Linked DNA regions of Homo sapiens: region 1 is linked to region 2. A link is a loop called in an ENCODE intact Hi-C map of the cell type or tissue named here. Cell type or tissue: CD14-positive monocyte. All regions are shown on one strand. Links, peaks and the distances in the headings refer to the core of each region. The heading gives the core; the rest is flanking DNA. Region 1 has its middle 42 kb from the start of EMP1. Region 2 overlaps EMP1 (epithelial membrane protein 1).

The links. A loop is a pair of places that touch in the nucleus more often than their neighbours do. Peaks named below come from ENCODE experiments on the same cell type or tissue, not always from the same donor. Only the 100,000 strongest peaks of a DNase experiment are listed, where the experiment ranks them.
Region 1: it touches region 2 in a loop (1.8-fold over the local background); 24 of 110 quality-filtered maps call a loop at or near these places.

Annotation. Positions count from the first base shown.
Region 1 is chr12:13,152,951-13,155,868 of GRCh38, reverse strand. No RefSeq gene overlaps it. Among named protein-coding and RNA genes, the nearest start is that of EMP1, 42 kb to the left of the region's middle. In CD14-positive monocyte, for the core only: no CTCF peak of the experiment used is centred there; a DNase peak (open chromatin) is centred at 1,508; H3K4me3 peaks cover 389 bases; H3K27ac peaks cover 1,129 bases.
Region 2 is chr12:13,207,294-13,210,211 of GRCh38, reverse strand. All of the region lies in intron 1 of EMP1 (epithelial membrane protein 1), which reads right to left. Among named protein-coding and RNA genes, the nearest start is that of EMP1, 12 kb to the right of the region's middle. In CD14-positive monocyte, for the core only: CTCF peaks have their summits at 1,347 and 1,547; DNase peaks (open chromatin) are centred at 651, 1,121 and 1,561; H3K27ac peaks cover 899 bases.

The DNA of each region.
Region 1 (2,918 bases), core at 225-2,724, 54 kb after region 2:
TTATTTAAAATACTTACAATAAAATTATTTTTATAATTTCATTACATTCCCAAGATAAAATCATAATCTTTTTAACTGCTTATTATGAAATTTTCACTCTTATTTTAATTAACTTCACATGATCATTTTCTAGTACTGTTATCTTGGTTTAACAAAAACTTCCTGATCGTTCATATAGAAGACAAAAAATAGAATGACACTGTCCAATAGAAACATAACGTGACCCACTCATGCAATTTTAAATTTTCTAGGAAACACGTTAAAAATTTTAAGAACAAATGGATGAAATTAATTTTAATATATTGATTTAACATAACTATCCAAAATATAATAACTTCAACATGTAATCGATATAAAATTATTCATGAGATTTTTAACTAAATCTTCATAATCCAGTCTGCATTTTATACTTACAGTACATCTCAATTTGAACTAGCCACATTTCAAGTTCTATATGGCTCAGGTCTGGAAGAAAATGCACCAAAATTTTGCTTTTCAAAACCCATACAAAATGGTTCATATATGAACTCGATGTGTGAAATTGCTTTCACAATTTAAAAATCTTTTTAAGTTTGGCATTTAAGTATCCCATATTTTTAGCTTTCTTTTTTCACTTGTGAAGGATGTTTTTCTATATCTCTCATTTATGTCTTAAGTATTTAACTAATATATGGCATTTTTCTGTTTCTCTTTATGTCCTTTGAGAGTTGCATTTCATTTCCTACTTTGGCTTTTCTGGTTTTCTAAGCAAATTATTTCCATTTTTTTCCATCCTTTTTACTGGTAGCCTGGCAAACTTACCACTTCTGAGATCATTTCAAAGCAACCCTTAGCCCTGCCAAGTTAATTTATTTCTACCCTTCCCTGCTTTCTCATAGATCAAGATCATTTTTTCTTATATTATTAGAACCATATTGTTTTCTTATGGAACAAACAGCTCCCTTGGACTTCTTTGTCTTTTAAAAAAATTCTTCCCAGAGAACCCTTTAAACTATTGGAATTCACTTGCTTGATGTTCCTTTTTTTTCTCTCCTACAGGATTCCTCCTTTCGTCCTTCAGAATCATACCTTTTACAATACATAAATGTATGGTTGCTTTTAACTAAGTTGCCAGGTGCAAATTCTCAAATACTCCCTGAGCATGACTACGGCATTAAGAGTTGTGTTTTCATTCCTGTAGTTTGATTTCTCTGCCACTTGTCATACATGGCTTTTTCTTTGAAGAGAGTCTAAGAACTGATTTTACATCATTTCAATATAGCCTCCTTTCAAGTCAGACATCAGCAAAAATTGTTGGGCTACGCTATTGCATTCTGTATTGAAGAACTTTGGGTAAATTGTTTAAAGAAAACTCTGGAGCTTGGTCAAGAGATTCTCTGTGTAACATTTTCTTGAGGTCAATTGCTGAATCATGCCTTTCTGAAGTCCTTAAAGTTCCTGAGTTGGTTGAGAACAGAATTGCCAGTATATAATATGATTTAAGTAAATTTGACATCTGCCCCAAATATTAGGCAACTGGCACTCATTACTGTAAGAAACGAAACTCACAAAAAGTAGAAGTGTTCCTTTAAATAATAGAATGAAACTGAAAAAAAAAAAAAGTAAAAGAAGTGGTAGGAGGAGGTACTAGGTAGCAACTTACTGAATACTCACAGATTACCAAAGTGATCCAGCCACAAATTTACGAATGCTGAAAGCTAATTCCCTCATCATCTGCTCAGAAACCTTACAGGCCACTGGCAGAAAACTAGAAGTTGGGTTGTTTCTTCCTCCCACCCACTCTACCCCCGGGGGTGGGAGTGGAGGGCTATGAATCATAGTATTTTAATGCAGAAGGTGGAAAAAATAAAATAGGACAAGCACTAGGATTTGGGATGAAATGAATTAGTGATCATTTATATTTGATATGCATTGTGGGTAAAAGTGGTGAAACAGATCAGATGAGATTATTTGGGGGAGGTTCATTATTTGTTCAAAATCTGCCCTTTGTGTGCAGGGCTTGGGAGACTGAAAGGTACTTGGAGAGTGTTGACATTCTTTATAAATGTTATGAGGTATAGAAAAAGGTAAGGAATAAAAGAGGAGAAAAAAAAGCTGGGTGAAGGAAGGGAGAGAAGGGAGGGGGAAAGAAGAGAGGGAGAAAGAAATTTCATTTACATGTATTTTATTTGAATAAGTTTTCTGGGTGAGGGTAGGGGGAGGCAAAATATTGGTTACAATTTAATTAAATCCAAAAAGCGGTTGTTGAGTACTTGCTCTCTCATAGCTTTTCCTCGGTGCTAAAGAGGGTCACAAGGCAGCACGAGTGACCAGATCTCCACATAAGGCATCACTGTGTCCTCCCTCCTGCTTCTGCAGGCCCGCAGAGGATGGCCCAGTTTTTACCCCATCACGAGGCAGGAAAGCACACCAGGATGGAGCCCAAACCAATTTGGGTGCCCTCTGAACAAGCCCAGTGGGGAGGAGACTCAGACGGCAGGAATGATTCCAGAGCTCATCTGGGGCTTACAGAGCAGACCTTGCTATTCAGTTACTGTAAGCTTACCCTGCAGTGGTCGCTGGCTATTCCCAGGATTCGCTGTCTCCTCATTAACTTCTGAAAGGGCTAGGTTGGAGCTCCTGGCAACGACTCAAACCAGAAGAGAGTGTTTAGGGAGAATGGCCTACACAGCCTATAGAAACATCATCCATTTCTATGAGGATTAATTGTAGCAGGTCACTCTCTTCCCCTAGAAAGGGTAGAGATGCCATAGGTTTAGGGAAATCCTAGTGTCTGGGGCCAAAGAAAAGAGGGGCAGAGTCAGGAGGAAGCCCAGAGAATCCGGGTTGGGGAACTAGTTACCAGCTGTGTGCTACTAGACACGTTGGCCAACCTTTCGTGTTCTCATTACCTCAGTCTTCAAATGATGATAGCATTA
Region 2 (2,918 bases), core at 138-2,637:
TGCTTTGAATGTGCTTGAGGCACTTTCATGCCACATCAGGTATTTATTAGAGAGCACTGATACTATAATTCCAACACTTCACATGCCTTTTATCTCCTCTCACTGTCTTTATCAGGCAACCAAAAATCTAGAGTGATCTAATATACATCAGGGTGCCTTGCTCTCTGCAAGCAAGGAATGAGAGGCAGACAATGGCTTCCACCATTCTCCCTGACCGTCTCCAACAGCCCCTTCCCAATCTGGCCACTTCCTTCCAACCCAGGCTGTTTTTTAGGAATGTGTCCAACTTAACTGTGAATGCAAAAATTATGACGTTTATCCTGCCTCTTCAGGGGAGAGGTTGGAGCTTTCATGTCTGCTATTAGTAATCCCCCCACACATTCAAATTCATTTTTGCTTTTCTCAGGTTCTAGCACACCTCCCCAATTTTCTGCTTGACTTAAATGCACAGTAAAAAGAGATTTTTGAATCAGACAGAGGATGAATTAGAATCATATCCAGTTATTTGACCGCTCATCTGTTTCCTCATTTAGAAAGTGGAAGTCGCAATGTCAATTGCAAAGGGAAATGTGAGGATGAATTCAGATTGTTTATGTAAAACACCTAGTGTCTGACACATGGCAGCTACTAATAATGGGGTTGCTTTAGCTGCGGTTATTATTATTACTATTATTCATAAGTGAAGCCGGGTAGCTGTTGCCAACCCAACCCAGTTACTCAATCGCTAGGCTGCCCCATGTTAAGTGCAAGTAATAAGATATCTGCTGTCTAGTTCACGAGGCAGGGTGTATACAATCCTTTCGGTCCTCTTAGAAATTGTCATTTGTCTAACCCTTGCCCCTTAAGGGGGGAGACCTCTAAGAGCACACCCTCAGGAAAGACCAGGAGAAAGTTCACTTTCTCAGCCCAACTTCCTCATACCTCCCAAGATTCACACCTCACCAGATCCTGATCTCCTTGCCCCCTATGGGGAAAGGAACAGGCTGATTGCAGGGAATTACAAATATTACATAACGAATACTTATGTTTAATCCTCCTCGGGCTCTTCAAATGACTTTCTTGTTCCTGTTGCTTCTAATTTACAAACATCCTCTTCTTAAAAGGGGGAAGGGCTGGAGGGGCCAATGACAGAATATAATCCACCAAGTGAGGCCACTTAAATGAGTCACAGAAAACATTCCCTCCCTGATAGGCTGTTGGGAATTCAGCAGCATTTTGTCTCCTTGGGTTGCTCTGTAACCCCTAAAGTCAAGTCTGATTTCCTCTGCCCAGCTCACACTCTCTGTCTCAATGACCCCTCCCACGGCACCTCTACCTGGGCCCATGCATCACAGCCCTGGTGGTGTGTGCGAGTGCCTGGCCCCTGGATCCACCTGACCATATGCCCTGCCCATTGCAGGCTGGAAGAATGGATGTGAGAATCAAGCAAAAGAGCGACTCTCTTTCATCTTAGATTTTTGTGATGGTGCCCTCCCTGTCTTTTCACCACGGAAAGAAGCAAAATGTCTTGAGTTAGCAAGCGGTCTTGTGCAAAACACACAGTTCTCTCTGTTTTTAGCTGCTGTATCCAGCCAGAAGGAGGGGCTGTTTAGCTTAAGCTACAACTTCTCCATCTTTTCACTGGCCCATTATTTGTCAGGTTTTACTAATATCATTCACTGTCAGTTTAGAGGGGCTTCCATTATTTTCAATGGCCTTCCCCCCAACACAGGTGAAAACAGAATGAGTTATCTTCTTGAGTTTCTGGGCTGAATCATCCCTAGTTACCCAGTCTTTACACTGTGCTAGATACCTCCTGCCCCCAGGGAAACCCTCAGTCTGGGAGGAGGCGATCACTGAGGTCTTTATGAAAAAGCCATTAGTGGTAACTAATGGGTAAATGTCTGGGCATTTATCAAATAGCAGAGTATAATAAACAGAAGAACCCCTGCTCCTGAAACTTCCACCCACCCATTACTTGCAAGGTAGCTTGTGGGGAGATTCATTCTCTGCCCCATTGTGAATCTTGCTTCATACAAAGGCACTGAAAAAAATACCATTTATGAGAATTTATACCATTGGAAGTATTGGTGGCTACTACTTATTTCTTAGCAGTGTGTTTCACTAAAACAATAGTAGACTTCTCCCTCAGCCCTCTCTAAAATGATATGGGTGGCACTCTCCAGTGGAAAGCATACCCCTAGTCCTAGTGAGGCAGCGCAAACCAAGATGCAGAGAATCACAGCATTGCAATTCTGAATACTTTGAAGCAAGACCCGCTTTTTGCAGAGCATTTGGTGCACTGAGCAGTTCCAAAGTTGTAGGGGAACGCTCATAACAGCGTTCATTTGTGGTGCTTAGACTCCCAGACCTAGGCCAGCAGAGCTTATCAATTCATTGCATTTTTAAAGAACAGGCCGTCCACTGACTTCTATGTGGATGCCAGGAACACATTTCTGTACCCACCACTGTGAGTGGAGGATGATCTCCTTCTTAAGCCTCATCTACCTAACATACATGGCACAGGGGCAGTTAGGGGCTGGGTGGGAAACTGAGGAAGGTATAGGACCCATGTATGTTGACTCTGGAGAGAAGTATTATTAAGAGAAATGGAGATCAGCACCTCGGAGCCACACACAGGTCTCTGATATCCCTTTTCTGTTCTTCTTTCTGCCCTAACGGACAGGCTTGCAGTTCCCTACCTCTGACCACCATCTTTTGTTTCTGATCACTGTTCCTCCTTTTCTTTCTGCATTGCCCAGACCACACTAGAGCAGAGGTGTCTTTGTGCTCCTAGCTCTAATGCAAACCTCACAAACACTGACCATTCAGTATTCAGATAAAGTTCTTAGCTAACAGAATAGCTAATATAGTCAGTAGAAATAACCCTGAGGGAGTTCGAGATCATCCTGGCTAACGTGGTGAAACCTAGTATCAAT